Regions from separate parts of the Homo sapiens genome. Here region 1 is linked to region 2. Evidence: chromatin loops called from intact Hi-C (ENCODE). Cell type or tissue: MCF 10A. All regions are shown on one strand. Each heading gives the region's core, and the rest is flanking DNA. Links, peaks and the distances in the headings are about the cores only. Region 1 overlaps GMDS (GDP-mannose 4,6-dehydratase). Region 2 overlaps GMDS-DT (GMDS divergent transcript).

What was found. A loop is a pair of places that touch in the nucleus more often than their neighbours do. Peaks named below come from ENCODE experiments on the same cell type or tissue, not always from the same donor. Only the 100,000 strongest peaks of a DNase experiment are listed, where the experiment ranks them.
Region 1: it touches region 2 in a loop (7-fold over the local background); 2 of 110 quality-filtered maps call a loop at or near these places.

Annotation. Positions count from the first base shown.
Region 1 is chr6:1,789,677-1,798,030 of GRCh38, forward strand. All of the region lies in intron 7 of GMDS (GDP-mannose 4,6-dehydratase), which reads right to left. Among named protein-coding and RNA genes, the nearest start is that of FOXC1, 180 kb to the left of the region's middle. RefSeq lists an enhancer at 7,529-7,708. In MCF 10A, for the core only: a CTCF peak has its summit at 3,462; a DNase peak (open chromatin) is centred at 3,495.
Region 2 is chr6:2,350,945-2,359,298 of GRCh38, forward strand. The region is part of intron 4 of GMDS-DT (GMDS divergent transcript); the gene reads left to right. Among named protein-coding and RNA genes, the nearest start is that of GMDS-DT, 110 kb to the left of the region's middle. In MCF 10A, for the core only: a CTCF peak has its summit at 3,128 (motif pointing left); a DNase peak (open chromatin) is centred at 3,127.

The DNA of each region.
Region 1 (8,354 bases), core at 154-8,153, 560 kb before region 2:
AGGTGCATGCCACCACACTTGGCTAATTTTTGTGTATTTTTTTTGTAGAGATGGGGTCTCACTATGTTGCCCAGGATAGTCCTGAACTCCTGGGTTCATGTGGTCCTTCCACCTCAGCCTCCCAGTGATGGGATTGTGGGTGTGAGCCACCACACCCAGCCTAAAATTACTTTCTAATTGTATCTTACTGCTGGTAGCATAGCTAAATATTATGCTAGCATTTAAAGAAGTGGCATATCTGTTTAAATAATATCACACTTATATTTATGAGCCTCTATCATTTGTGATCCACTCTGGTATATTCTATCAGTCTTTCCCCATCTCGTATTCATAAAGATACATTTTTCTGTTCCTAAATATATGACATTGCATTTATTGCTATGAAAGTTCTTATTATTTTTGATGAACTGCTTCTCACATTTTCAGAGTCATCCCGAAAACCTCACTCTTTCTGTCAACAATCTTATCAATCCTACTCACTTGGTGAGAAATCCAGAAATAAATGGTCACACTCCAGTATGACAGCTCAGAAAGAAATTTTCAGCATTTAGGGCTTATTAGACAAGCCCCTCTTCTCAAAAAGAAGATGAGCCAATAATTAGCAATAATAATAATAAGAGCTCACAATTACTGAATGCCTCCAAAGTCTCCATGGGAGTTAGGCATGGTCTTACCACAGCCCAGTAGGGCAGACACTACTATTTTCTTTATTTTATAAAGAAGCAAAAGTGAAATGTAGAGAGGCTGAGTAACTTGTTCAGATTCACACAGAAAGTGAAGTTGGCTTTTAAAACTCTTTGACTCTAGCACCTAAACTCGTAGCTGCTGTTGGCTTACCTACCTGTTTTAAAGGAAACAAGCAGATAAAAATTTCATGAGGCAAATTTTACATGAAGTTTCCAAATTTTCCAACATATCGAGGTTTTCTATAGTTTTTCTATAGCGGTTATATATAGTATATATCGTTTTTGTATAGTATATATGTTTTTCTATAGTAGCTATATATAATTGTATGATTTGAATTTTCATTTATATCCACATGTACCGAGGAATATGTGGTCTTCAGTGAATGCCAGTTCATTGACAACAATCGTGATACTTAGGGATTAAGTGTGAAGAAGTTCTGCTGCTGCCTGCTTTACCTCTTGTGGTAGGCTGAGTAATGCCTCCCAAAGATGTTCATGCCCTAACTCCTAATCAGTGACTATGTTACCTCACATGGCAAGATGGTCTTCACAGATGTGATTAAGAGAATGCTGAGTTGGGGAGTGATCCCGGCTGTCTAGGTGGACCCAATGTCATCAAAGGGCTACAAGGCAAAAGGTCAGAAGACAGAGAAGGTAAGTGATGATGGAAGCAAAGGACAGAGAATGTACTTTGTAGGCACTGGAGAGAGCCACAAGCCAAGAAATGCAGGTGGCCTCTAGAAACTGGAAAAGGCAAGGAAACAGATTCTCCCCCAGAGCCTCTGGAAGGGATGTAGCTTTGCTAGATACCTTGACTATAACACTCATTTGGACTTCTGATTCCAGAACTGTAAGATGATAATTTGTGTTTGTCTCAGTTTGCTTGGGCTGCCAATACAAACTACCTTGTACTGGGCGCTTAAACACAGAAATTTATTTTTTCACAGTCCTGGAGGCTATACTTCTGAGATCACACTACCAGCATGGTCTTTTTCTAGTGAGGATGCTCTTCCTAGCTTATAGATGGTGGCTGCATTCTCACTGTGTTCTCAACCGTGGTGGGCTGGGGGAGAGCTCTGATGTCTCTTCCTCTTCTTATAAGGACACTAATCCCATTATGAAGCCCTGGCCTCTTGAACTCATCTAAACCTAGTGATCTCCCAAAGGCCACATCTCCAAATACGATCACATTAGGAGTTACGGCTTCAACATATGAATTTTGGGGAGACACAATTCAGTCCACAGCAGTGTTGTTTTAAGTCACTGGTTTTGTAAAATCAGAAAAAATAAGAAACAAGTATGGTTTGTTCCCTTCCTCCTAAGTGGAATTAACATATTATTTCCTGTTCCTAGAATACAACGTGCATTTTGGTGTTTTTAGGAAAGATTAAACCTGAATATATTTTTAAACTTTACTACTGTTTATAATATACAGCCAAATGACACATTTTTTAATGAATTTTTAATCTAATCAAAATAGCATATATAAGTAATATAGAAAGTCAAATATTGATGAGACTGATAATAAAAAACAGAAATCTCTTGTTTCTTGCTCCTCCCACCTTGCCAGACTCTTCAGAGTCCCCTTTCAATACTTATAGTTTGCCAAATGATGTGTCTATTCTGTTATCTCCTGATCGATGTATTTGAGGAATTAACTACTGACTTATTACAGCACTACAGAATTTTTAGCATATTTATATACTTTTAAACTCACTTCCCCTCTATAATTACTTCTCAATTTTTGGTTAAGTCTATATTCATAGTAGCAATTATTAGTTTCTATATAAATATTATTTTCTTCAGAGTCAACTAGTATAACATGATTTCATTCCTTTCTTTAAAAACCCATCCCCTTTCCCCACCAGGCTTAACTGTTAGTTTTTTTTTTTTCCTCGGATTAGTTTTCCTTATATATCATTTTCTCACACTCTCCAACTTTCTATAACACACATGCCAATGTAATTTTTCATACCTTCAAACCTGTCAGAGAACCTACTGCTTCCTTTATACTCTTCTCCTGGAAACATCTCTCTTGAAGGGATCAGTGTTCAATCCAGTTTGTTTCACCTTCGATACTGATCGTTTCACCTAGACCAGCTACTGTTGTCTGCTTGGGACTTCCTTTGCTGTCATCCTGAGAATTCCCTTCTCTCTCTGTGTTGGATCTCCTGCAACTATTCCTGAATACTACACCTTCACCTTTCTTGATGTATTCCCTTGTTTTGGTAGAGTATATCTACCAATAGCTTTCTCAGAAAAGTACATGGAGGATAATTACATTAAAAATGATATGTGTTTGAAAATATCTGTAATACCTTGACTTGGTTTAGAATTTCAAATTAAAAGTCATTTCCAAAATTTAGAGGGTGGTTTTGCTCTACTGGCTTCTTATTCCAATATTGATAGAATGCCAAATTTACTCCTGATCATGTGTCTGAAATCTGTACTTCTGGAAGTTTTATGATCTTCTTTTTAACTCCAATGCTGAAATATGACAATAACAGTATTTGGTGTGGGTCTTTGTTCATCCACTGAGCTGGACAATTACACAGCCTTTACAATCTCAAGAATTACATTCTGCTCTGGGAAATTTTCTTCACATATTCATATGATAATTTCCTTATATTTTCCATCTCTCACTATGAAATTCTTATTAGACGTTTTCACTCTTCAGTATATCCTCTAATCCCCATGTATCTCATCTTCACCCCTTTCTTGATGCCCTTTCCCTATCTACACTCACTGCAATAGTGATCTCTTCTAGTTTCAACAAACGACTTCTTCAGGTTTCCTCCAGGGGCACTGTGGGGCAGTTTCCTGGGTCATGATACATTCCCCAATGTCCTGTGTTCTATGATAGTCTCAGAACCCATGATAAAATGACTATGCATTTGTGAGGTACTTCTCTACTCCAGGACGGCTTTAGGAGCCTATGAATCTGTTCTAGGGATAGAGATAGAGGTTAACATGAGCTTAAGAGTTCCAGCTCACTTCAGAACAGTTTACAAGAAATTCAGATAAACTTATAAATTCCATTTCCCCTTAAAGTAGGCCTGAACCAGGGTGGGAAACCTTAAATGACCTCTTTCAAGAAGTTCATGAACAAAAATCTGACTTATGATCTTTAAGATGTCCATGGACTTGATGAGTCTGCTTTTATGTCAGCGAATGTCATCAACTCCAGGACACCTGGATGTTTCTGAGCCACCGCAGGTGGAGACTGGAGTACCTTGTGTACAGAGGTGATACATATAGTTTATTGTGAAGGCAGCTCATCTTCCTACTTTAAAATGCCAAAGGAAGTCAAAAGCCACGTAGAGGAAAATTACTACCCTTTTCCTTCATTCTCTGCAATTTTATGGTCACCTGGAATTCTGGGTTTCTCATTTTGCTTAGTATTCCTGGAGAAACACAAATTCCCTGCCAGTGTATCTCACATCTCAGTGCTTCTCCCAAATGTCTAAGATTTTAAAAAAACAGAAAGTTTGACCAGCTTATTGCCAAAAATGAAGAAATGTTTGTACTCAGTTTAAAATATAATGTGCTTAGGTCTATAGGACAGAGTCGCCAATAATGGTAGAAGTGGAATGATGGAAAGGGCTTTACACACTTACGTGGGAATAACTTCATTTTAAGTGAACAGGGGATGAAGACGGATACTTCTAAACAAAGATTGGGTCAGTGAATGATTATCCCAGGAGGATGAGAAAAAAGAAACAACAAAATATAATGTTTGGATCTATCTGAGGAGTTTATCCTAACATTTTGAAATGAATTTACTGGCCACTTTTCCAATGCCCTATCAACACCTAGAGGGTTCTTTCTCCTTTTATGATAAACCCATGAAGATTTCCAGTTAAATAATTGCATTCCAAATCCCATTTACGTATGTCTACTCTAATCCAAAGATTTATTAATCTAAGATATTCTCTAAAATAACTTCACTGAGGCAAAAAAAAAAATACTTGGAAAATTGCAGCACCATATATAAACCACTGAGGTGGTACAAAACATTTAAATAAACAAAGACACATGTATATCAGCAAAAATCACAGGGAAAGGAAACTACGGCATTATATAGAAAGCTGGGTGTTTGGTTGGTGGTCGAAACCATGGAATGTTCTATGTCTAGGGACAGAATCTGAGGTCAAATCTGGTACTGAGAAGCTGCAGAAAATGTACTAGCCTTAGAGAATTTGGCCTCAGTTTGACTTCATAACACAGTAGGGTTAACACTGTTGGGTTGAAGGAATGATTAAATATCATTTTCAAAACTTCCTCTCAACTCTGGATATTAACAATGGTACCCAAATCATTTTATAGATTGATTGAGAGCTATATACATTTCCTGACAAGACCTTTATATGTGTACTATTCGGGACACGTCATTCTTATCCCAAATATATAAAAATCATATGGAACCTCTGAAAAGGAGACAGATGGTCCATTCTAGATTAAATGTATTTAAAAGTTAATTTACAGGGGTGAGCCACTGCACCTGGACGATGATATCCTAAGTAATCTAAAATGAGGCTGGGGTCAAGGTGCGGTGGCTCACCCCTGTAATCCCAGCACTTTGGGAGGCTGAGGTGGGGTGGGTGATTACTTGAGCCCAGGAGTTTGAGACCAGCCTGGGAAACATAGCGAAGCCCCATCTCTACAAAACAAAAACAAAAACACAAAAATTAGCCAGGCATGGTGGCGCATGCCTGTAGTCCCAGCTACTCTGGAGGCTGAGGTGGGAGGATCACTTGAGTCCGGGAGGCAGAGGTTACAGTGAGCTGAGACAGCACTACTGCACTCTTGCCAAGGTGACACAGTCAGACTCCGTCTCAAAAATAATAACAATCATCATCATCATCAAAAATGAATGTATTTTCATACATAGACTTCTACATGCTACCAAAGACTCTGAGGTACAGATTTTTTGTTTTTTAAGGAATTCCCAGTTATATCTAAAACCCACAAGGCATCAAAATTACACTAATGCATACAACACTAGTCTAATGGCTAAAATGACTGTGTGGAGTCTACTGATCTTCCTTCTGAATATTCATCCCTTTTCCCATATATCTGTATATATACATACAGATATATGATGCATATATGCATATATTTCTCTTAAATCATTTATTAGGAAGAGTATCTATGCGTGCCTCATAAACTGTATTTCCTTATTGGGGAAAAATTAAAAGGTGAATGAAACATTACAGATTTTAAAATGATAATCAAACAATGAGAAATGGGCAAATCAGGAGGAAATATGCTTTGAATGCAAATAAAATTTAAAGATTAGTTCAAAACAGAAAGTTCACATGAAATGCTTCAATGGTATAATAAGCTTTGCAATTTAAAGAACTTGTAAATAAATGTTCTTATTCTGAAAGCAGTTCATTCACATTAACAGTCATCCACATTTCAGTGTACTCAATTTAAACATCTCCTTAATTTTAAAATATTCAAGAAACATTTGCAACAGGACCCTAAATAAGCACTCAGATGAATGCTAATAATTTATCCGAAATATATAATCTGCATAGTCACAGTGACCCAATAAACAGTGAGGCCAGAGATGGGGGGAAGGCGGGGACTGGCCAGTTCTCTTCTCTCTACAAACTCCACCAAATTAGCAGGATGCCTGTATCGGAAGAGAAAGTGGTAACCAGAGGTGTGGCTTCAGCGGAAAGAGTTCTTCTCCCCATGTAAGCACAGGGTTGTGTATGCTTCTCTATTCAACAACCCCACAGGACCTGGAGGGCTCTGCAGCTGTGAACTGTGGACAGGGCTCTGGGGAAGAGATCCTGGAATGCTGGCTCTGGAAGTCCACCCAGCCTCATAGTTCCTCCTTGTAGGCTTACCGAGATCTGGGATCTGTAGTCATTAAATCTTAGGCAGGAAGACATGTAGGAAAAAAAATCTATGTAAGAAAAAGTATGAAACTTGTCATTTTTCAGTATGATAGATCTTCAAAAAATAGGATAAAAAGTGAAGCTGGTCCAGGTTATAGACTACTCTTAGTGTATTTTCAGACCCTTGTGGCACTTTTAAAAAATACAAATTCTCAGGCCTCACGCCTGCAGACTGCAATTAGGTATACTGGAGAGGGGCCCAGGAAACTCTAATTTTATAAAGCTCCCCAAATGCTCATAATGATCAAGTCATGTTTGGGAGCTCAGATTTGATGCTGTTTTGGAAAATTTCCTTGGGATAATATGACTTCAAATCACAACCCTCAAAATTTATTTCAATCTTCTAATATTGAACTTCTACATACACTTGCTCCATTAGCAACATAATAATTCACTGACCCTCTCGCTTCAGTTAAAAATAACAATCATAAAATATTAATTTGCTGTGTTTTCCATTCAAATGCTCACTTTGTTTTAGTAGCGAAAAACTTGAGGAAGCAGAGAACAAGCTTCTTCCTTCCTCTGCACTTAGGAAAGATGTAGCTCCTTCAAACTGTAGTGATGTTTGATACGCTCATCAGATGCTTTACCCATTCCCTTACAGTAAGTCAGTAAAAAAGTGATCTGATTCAGTGAGGAATGTTTATTCAAATGGCTCAAAAATGTAGGAAGAATGGTGTTACTATATGCCCAACAAATGATCCTTAGATCATGACTGCTGTGTGCTCAAGCAGGGATCCCTAAACCCCAGGCCAGGGACCAGTACCAGTATATGGCCTGTTAGGAACTGGGCCGCAAAGCAGGAGGTGAGCAGCCTGCAAGCGAGCATTACTGCCTGAGCTCTGCCTCCTGACAGATTAGCCAAGGCATCAGATTCTCACAGGAGCGTGAACCCTACTGTGAACTGCACGTGCGAGGGATCCAGGTGGCACACTCCTTATGAAACTCTAATGCTTGATGATCTGAGGTGAAACAGTTTTGTCATGAAAGCGTCCCCACCCCCCAGTCAGTGGAAAAATTGTCATTTAAATGTTATAGCTGGCCTGCTATAAGCACAGGTGTATCTGGTAAACTCCACATGTTAAAAAGGTAAAAAGAACTCTCTCACTTCCTTCTTGAGCTTAGGTCATAAATATTTTAATAGACTTGTGTCCACCTATGCTGACTTTCTATGAAACTGAAAGCTCCTCTCAAGTAAGTGTTTTGTGATGTTTTGATTTGTACAATGAAAAGCACAGTGGCAAGTATATGTCAGTACTATCATCATCATCAGAGTTACTAACATTTTAAAATAGTCACAGTCCAAAGCTACACACATTAATGTGTTTAATTTCCCACTGGAATCCTATGAGGTAAGTATGAATATTATCTTCATTTTACATAGAGAGAAACTGAGGCAGAAAGAACTTAATAGACTTGGCCAGCATTTCACAGCTAGGATGTGTGGCAGAGCCGGTATCTGAACCCAGGAAGCTCAGAAATTATGTTCCAAGGGACACCATTCACATAAATACAAGGGAAGGTGTGCATTTGTGGACCCCAATGGGCACAGCTTGGAGTGTCCTCTATAATTACCAGATCCCATGCCTTGGCATATACCAGGACAGGTTTGCTAACAAGTCAAGGCATCTGCACTTTGATAACAGACACTTTGATGTCTCTGTTTGTTTCAGTTTTGTCTCTGACTCATTTTTCAGTTCTAATGCTAGGAATGTCACATAGTTATTTCCTGGTTTTATATATTCAAAAGTACTCC
Region 2 (8,354 bases), core at 52-8,051:
TGTTTGTTGGCCGTATGTATGGAGACTGACGTTTATGTTGGATGACAATTATGGGGAAAAAACTCACCAGGACTACGTAATATAATCTTCCTTCTGTGTAGAAAGAGGCATTTCCTATGTCCCCAGACCATCACACTGACTCTACAAGATTGGGTTCTCTTGTCGTTATGGTGCTACAGGGCAGGATGTCCAACTCTGACACTCAAGGGAGATCAGGTGCGTTATAGGTAGTGTGGTTTAGTAGAGTGAAAACTATCCAAGTCACCTGGAATCCAGACATGAAGCCATCTTGATAGAGGGCCCAAGGGTAATCCACTTCAGTAGCCAGGAACCTGTTGAGCAAATGCCAGCTTGTGATAAAAATTTATTGTATGGATCACAGTGTCCCATAAAGTAGAGACTCTAAATGTTAAAAACAACATTGGCTGCTTGACTTGATTAGAACGCAGCAGTTTGAGATGTTTAAATGTGAAGGGCGAGAGGCTTGGCTTCCTATGTTTAAGGAGTTGATCTCGTGATGTTTGGAGAGCCCAGCTTTGAGATGCCTGGTCTCTCCTGATGCTTCCCTTTGATTCCACAAAAGGGAGGGCCCGGTGGCTGCTGAATGGTACAGTCTGAGGCGATGACAGAGGCTGCAGGTCTCTGCCAGCATTGGAGACCCTCAGACACAGTGTGGCTGGTGACCACTGGAGGAGGCAGGGTTCAGGTTCCTGGGCATCTGCAGGCCAGCTCTCAAACCCCCACCCACCTCCCACTTCCCCCCGAACCCCCGGCTCTCCACAGCTTGCACCTATCCTATCTGGAGTAGTAGTGAGAGTTGTATCCCTTAATTCCCATTTTTATTGGGTTTCTGGACAATGCTGGAAAGCATTCAAAATAGCTCATATTTTACTCTTACCTTGTGAGTCTAAGTAAAGACCCATTCATTTCAAGAAAAATAACTTGCTTTTGGTTCTGTCCCTGGAGCTAGAAAGTTTGCTGTTAAGTAGATTGATTACGCATCAGCCTGGAATAGCTAGTTCCTTGCTGTGTGGCCTTGGGCAAGCCACTCAAGTGCTCTGGGCTGTCATTTACTCACCTGTGAACTAAGAGGGCTGAACTGGATGATATTGAAGGTCCCTATTAGCTCTAAGTCAGGGCCCAGCATGCAGGCATATCAAGTTTCTTTTCTTCATTTTCAAAAAGTAAGCTTCTGAGAATATTTTTGACCATATTGCAAAGTCAAATAATTATTGAGTGAGTCTGTTATTTCATGCCATTCCTTTTCTACTAGCTAATCTAGTTTGCAAAATACCCTATGCTGCTGGTGAAAGGAAAAAAAAAAACAAAGTGTGAACCCAAAACTCATGATTCATTCTAAGTTAGTTCAACAGATTAGTTCCTCATTCTCTCAGATCTCCAGGGAAGAGACATCAACACCAGCCCATCGCTGATACCCTTTGTCCTGGCCTCCGGAGCGCTCCCTGCACAGTCCCAAGTCTGCAAGAAGGGGGATCTTTTCTTGAAAACCTACAGTGCTAATAATTGTCAAAAATATATAAATTCTAAATTTAAAATTTAAGGTATTGGTGCCTATGAAATGTCCCCAACACAAAGAAATGATAAATGTTTGAGATGATGGAAATGCTGATTACCCTGATCTGATCACTCACTTTATATGTATTGAAACATCATTATGAACTCCATGAATATGTATAATTGTTATTAGTCAGTTAAAACAAATAAAACTAAAAATGTTTAACGATAAGAAGAAAAAAATGTTGTGTTGTCAACACTAAGTTTTAAAACACGCTATAAGGTGGTTACTGAAAATTGCCTGCTGTGCTTGGTATGTTGTGCACAGCATTATGGTTATTTATTTGGGGGTGTTTCTGGTTGTCTTCTCTTGCCCCTGTCGCCACACACAGCCCATTGTGCAGCATTATGAGTGTCTCTTGGGCCAAATTTTCTGATCTCAGGTCCAGGATTTTTATTTCTTAGTGATAATAGTATGCATTTTTAAAAAGTATAAATGATTAGTATCAAATTCTAATATGTAGCTTTAAATTGGAAAATTTTTAACTAGAAAAATTTTAACATCATATACAGGCTAGAGTCTTTTTTTCTGCCAGTCTTTGTGGATTTTACTGGAAAAATATACATACATCCCATGATAGAATTTATTCTCTAGAAGATGATTGGCAAACTTTGGCCTGCAAGGCCAAATCTGTCCTTCCTCTGCATCTGGTACTACTCTTGAGTTAAGAATGGCTTTTACGTTTTTAAGTGGTTATGTAGGTGCCCACGTAATAGTCTCGACTTTACCTCTTGGTCCCCAAAGCCTGAAATATTTATGATCTGATCTTTTAAGAAAAATTTGCCAACTCTATTCTACAGAAAAGGAATGAACAACTAACTCAGCAATGCATATGGAGAGGAGAGGAGCATGTAAGTAAACCTGAGAACTTTGGTAATAAAGAAAGAGAAAATTTTATTCAGATTATACAGAAGTATTTACATTTATAAATGCCTCTTTGACAATATGATCGGTTTCAGTTTATCTTGTTGGCATGATTCAAAGCCCTGGTGTCAGAGATTGTTCCATTAAGTAGGCAGATTACACACACACACACAGATAAGGACATATCAAGTAAAAGCACAATTAAAGAGAAGTTCGTGGGAAGATCCTGATTTGCATACCCAGAGTGGGTCTGTATACACATTAATCTGACAGCGGCCTGGACGATTTTAATGTTTCTAACTCCGAATATAAACTTGTGTTTCTCTCATGCAGATGTTGCCCTTTCTTCTGCTTATAGGAAAATTCCCATGTAGTTTCAAAGCCCTGTCATGGGCAAGGTAAACAGTGGTGCTAGCTGTGAACAGATAAAATGTATATCCATCGATTAACTAAGCCTTGGAAATGAAACACGTCCTGTCTCTTGAATGCTGTACACAGAGCCAAGAGAAATAGACGGATCATCAGGCTTTACAAAGGGAGTTCACAGTAGTCGCTGATATGAGGGAATAATATCTTTGAAAGTTTCAAAACACAGATAAGATGAACTCATTTGTATTTCTTGGGAAATACTCTTCTGAAACAATGAGAAGCTCTTGCCAGGTTTAGGCTGTTCTGGTATGCAGTCAACACCGCCACCAGCTGGCCTAATTGAGAAAGACTATTTGTGCCTAAATTTCTCTTACAGAAACTATGTGATAAAAATAAAACACCTGGCAGAAGGACGCAAAGCTCTATCATTTCAAAATTCAGTTTTTTTCCTGTTTTGTGAAATGGCTTTCACAGAAATGTGCCTTTAGGTGTGACTGTTATCTTTTGATAGGAGTGAATACGTATTGGTATCATATGCAGCTACAAACCATTTCCAATATACGTATAAAATAATGGGAATTATGGATCTTTGTGGTGCTAATAATTACGTTTGTAAATACCCTGGTTTCCATTTTTTTGTCTTTCCATTTTCAAAATATGTGTATAGTGGAGACAAAGGAGAAGAGGGTGAACCTTACATTAACCGATTATATCTCATGCTGGCAGGCATTCGTGAAATGTTTGGTGAAAGGGAAGTTTAAAATTACTGATTAAAGTGAGGGTCTGTGTTTACTAAAGCATTGTACTTTAAAGCCATTCTTCATTGATATAGAACATTTCAATGGCGTTCTGTTGATTTAATCGTAAAGGTTCTGATGTTTATATCTGCTTATACTCTTCTACTGCAAACATTCACTTCCCAACAAATTTATTCGAACCACACATTACATTTTGGGAAGTTATGTTAACCAAATATTGTTGCTGCTATCTCTGTAATATGACTGCATTTAACTTTACTTTTGAATTTGTTTTTGAAGAGAGTACTTGCAGACAATGGGAGCTGCCTGGAAGAAATACATATAAGCAACATTTGTGTAATGGGCTAAATCCTTTGAAAAGCAGTGGTGGAGGTGGTAGTGGAGGGGTAGGATTGATTTAGGGAAGTCTACGTGTGTGTTAGCTGAAATATCTAAATCTGAAAGCAATGATAATACCATATGTAAAATTTCCAATGCATGTAACTTGAAGTATAGTATATATGCCCAAAGACATACTTTATTCTTTGACAGATTTCTAAGATTTCTAGTGAAAAATGAAATTAAAAACCCCGAGCAACAACAACAACAGCAACAATCTAAGAGAAATATGACATTAAAAACCCATTGATCGTAGTTTTAGACTTTAAAATGACTTGTAATATTAAAAGCTGGGACAGAGAACAAAAAGTGTGTCTGTATTAACACACAAATCAAATATTTTGGTTAAAACCATATTTTGGTTCCTATTCTTAAGGCAACACAACTTATTTTCAGCAATTCCGTCTTCTTGGACTCTAAGCAAGTTTTAAGACTCTTGGAGAATAGCCCAGGGTTTCTTACTTAGTGGTTAAAGTCTATTTGGAGTGCTTGGCACTTGTAATACTTTAAACATTAGTTTAAACTACTCCTCGCTGAAATGATGCTGTTGGCTTTTTGAACTGGGAGACGCCATAACCACCACCTGATCCAACCCTCTTTTTGGGGGGAAATGGAGGCCCTGTGTAGCCAAGGAAGTCATCTCAGTATCAAAATGTGTTTCTGAGTTAGGACGAGGACGTACGTTAGAGTAAGCAGTGGGTGTACTTCCTAATTGAATGAGTATTCTCATGAAGCACTAACTAAACTTTTTTCTTGACTGTTGTTCACACATTCATTGTTCCACTTTGGGTCTACTATGTCTTAAAACAATCTTTTGGGTCTATACATTTAAAAAATTTATAGTATGTGATGATGCATGTTATATGTATTGATGCATGAGATATGCCAAACAAATCAATAGCATCCATGTGATTTAAAAATTAGCGTCTTCATTAAAAGATGAGTTCACAGTTAGACTTTAGCACTCCACGCAACTACTAGATCTGCTTAAGGACAGTGAGAACATGTGGCTGCTGCTGAGTGAGAAAGAAGAGGGAAACTGTTGACAACTACTTATACTTTCATTACTATCCTTCATAGACATATTGATCCCAAATGATGAACCATTCTATCCAATCATTTGTTTTTTATTCATTCATTCACTTATTAATTCATTCTGTGTTGTCTTTATTAAGGACAGCCTATTATGGCAAAACTTGTGTTAAATCATATGTGGAAAGAGGAAAGTGGAGAAATTAAAGAAAAAGGTGCTCTTGTATTTGTTTCCTAATTCTTCTAGTGGGTATTTTTAATCTTCTTTTTGAGCAGAGCAGCCTGTGAAGTTTCCTGGTCTTTTTCTTCTTTTCAGGGCTGTTCCGCAGGGCTCCTTTTTGCTTAGAGCAACATAATGTTTCATTAATATGGACTCCCAAGACATCTATTGCTCTGGAGCAAATTTAGAAAGAGCTGGCATACTGTATTTTAATATTAAATTAATGTGGATTAGCCTATGTATGGCCAGCTGCACTTTTACATCAACCGTTTAGACATATACAGGAAGTCTTTCTTCCTGTGAAAAAAATGTACTTTAATAATAAAGACTAATTTTGAATGCTTCCAAGTAGCGATCCTGATTTGGTAGATTGCTCATAGACAAGCATTTTTTCCCTTGTTTATCTGGGCTCTTTGCTGTAACTTGCCTGAATTTTTCATTTCGTACTTTGGTGTTCATGAGTGTAAATTTAGTATGAAAAGTTATCAAGGGGATACAATTATATAGCATGAATTTGTTCATAATATCAGTCAGAAAGCCACAAAGCAAACTAAGATATATGCATTTTTTTTTTTAGCTTGAACAGTTTGGAAATTCATTTCACGTAGTGAGAAAGCCAGAGGTAGGAGATCCCAGGTTCCGCAGCTTGACAACTCGTACTTCCTCCATCCTTCATGCATTGTAGAATAGCAGCCTCCAAAGATGTCCGTGCCCACATCCCTGGAAACTGTGAAGATGAAGAATCACAGTTAATTACAGGAAAGAGCCTCATTTTTTTAAAAATTTGAGATGGGGTCTCCCTATATTGACCAGGCTGGTCTTGAACTCCTGGCCTCAAGCGATCCTCCCACCTCGGCCTCCCAAAGTGCTAGGATTGCAGGCGTGAGTAATGGGGCCCGGCTGAGCCTCACTTTTTTTTTTTTTTTTTTTTGAGACAGAGTCTCGCTCTGTCACCCAGGCTGGAGTGCAGTGGTGCGATCTCAGCTCACTGCAAGCTCCATCTCCCGGGTTCACGCCATTCTCCTGCCTCAGCCTCCCGAGTAGCTGGAACTACAGGCGCCCGCCACCACGCCCGGCTAATTTTTTGTATTTTTAATAGAGACGGGGTTTCACCGTGTTAGCCAGGATGGTCTCGATCTCCTGACCTCGTTATCCGCCCACCTCGTCCTCCCAAAGTGCTGGGATTACAGGCTTGAGCCACCGCGCCTGGCTGAGCCTCACTTTTTTATTGTAAACTTTTGTCTGCATTTTTTCCAACAAATGGATTCATTGCTGTGTGTTACTTGTCATGGCCCATTGTAAACAAAATGCTTATATTATGGCATATAAACTGTTACTTGCTACTGCCTACAAATCAGATGAATAAGTAACAGCACATTCACTATGTGGAGGTCAGGAAATGATGGTTTAAGCATTTCACATCCTGACATAATAGTTTATTATGTATATGTGGACATTTCACTGTGTTGTAGTTATATATTAGGAAATTGGTTGGGGTTATGGTTGCCATGCACTGTAATATAACTTTTTTTCAATTTACAAACAATGATAAGAAAATTTTTAGTGGTTTTTCACAGAATATCTGACTTTCAGGAACAGATTAATGATGTTAAGTGGGAAATGTTGGGATCATCCAAATTCACCCCTGATCCCCACCCACCGGCATCACTCCCATTCTAGTCTAAGCCTTGACTGTCACGGTTGCCTCCTAAAAGGGTCTTTCTGCTTCCATTCCTGCCATCCTTCCTCCAACCTCTCCTCCACAAAGCCAACAGAGAGACTTTTAAAAAAATCGTGGTAAAATTTATATAATATAGACTTTACCATCTTCACCGCTTTTTTTTTTTTTTTTTTTTTTTGAGACAGAGTCTCACTCTGCTGCCCAGGCTGGAGTGCAGTGTTGCGATCTCAGCTCACTGCAGCCTCTGCCTCCCAGGTTCAAGCGATTCTTCTGCCTCAGCCTCCTGAGTAGCTGGGATTACAGGTGTGCACCACCATGCTCAGCTAATTTTTTGTATTTTTAGTAGAGATGGCGTTTCACCATGTTGGCCAGGTTGGTCTCGAACTCCTGACCTCTGGTGATTTGCCCACCTCGGCCTCCCAAAGTGCTGGGATTACAGGCATGAGCCACTGTGCCCGGCTCATCTTCATCATTTTTAAGTGCACAGTTCAGTGACATTTCTGCACTTACAATGTTGTGCAGCTATCGCCACCATCCATCTCCAGAACTTCTCATCTTCCCAAACCAAAACTCTGTACCCATTAAACACCAACTCCCCATTCTCCCTGCCCCCAGGCCCTGGACACCCCTATTCTGCTTTCTCTCTCTATGCTTTTGACCATTTTAGGTAGCTCACAAAGTGGGATCATACAATATTTGTCCTTTGTGTGTGGCTATTCTCTTAGCATAATGTTTTTGCAGTTCATCCTTGTTGCGGCGTGTGTCAGAATATCATTTCTATTTATGGCTGAGTGGGTATTCCAGTGTATGCACCATATTCTGCTGATCCATTCCCCTGTTGATGAACATTGTGCTGCTTCTGCCTTTTTTCTGTTGTGACGAATGCTGCTATGAGCATGGATGTACAAGTACGTGTTTGGGTCCCTACTTTCAATTATTTTGGGCTTATACACAGAAGTGGAATGCTGGATCGTATTGTGGTGCTATGTTTAACCTTTTGAGGAACTACCAAACTGTCTTCCACAACAGCTGCAAAATTTTACATTCCTACCAGCAATGCGTAAGGGTTCCAGTTTCTCTACATCCTTGCCCACACTTGTTATTCACCCTCATTCTCACCTATTTTGCTAAGAGCCATCCTAGTGGCTGTGAGGTGATATTTCACTGATATGCACTTCCCTAATGACTAATGTTGTTGAACGTCTTTTCATGTGCTTATTGGCCATGTGTATATTTTCAGAGAAATGTCTATTCTAGTCTATTCCATTTTTGAATTAAATTTTGTTTTTGTTGTTGAGTTGTAGGAGTTAAATGCATGCATTTATATTGTTTTCTTTTTGGTTTCCAAGTCATACTAACAAATTGTACTGTTAAGTTGAAAATAAAATGTGAAGATTTAGCTCACGTACTCTTGATATTTCTTGATAGTGTTGAATACGGTGTTTATATAGTTAATAGTTGCTTTAAAAATGCCAT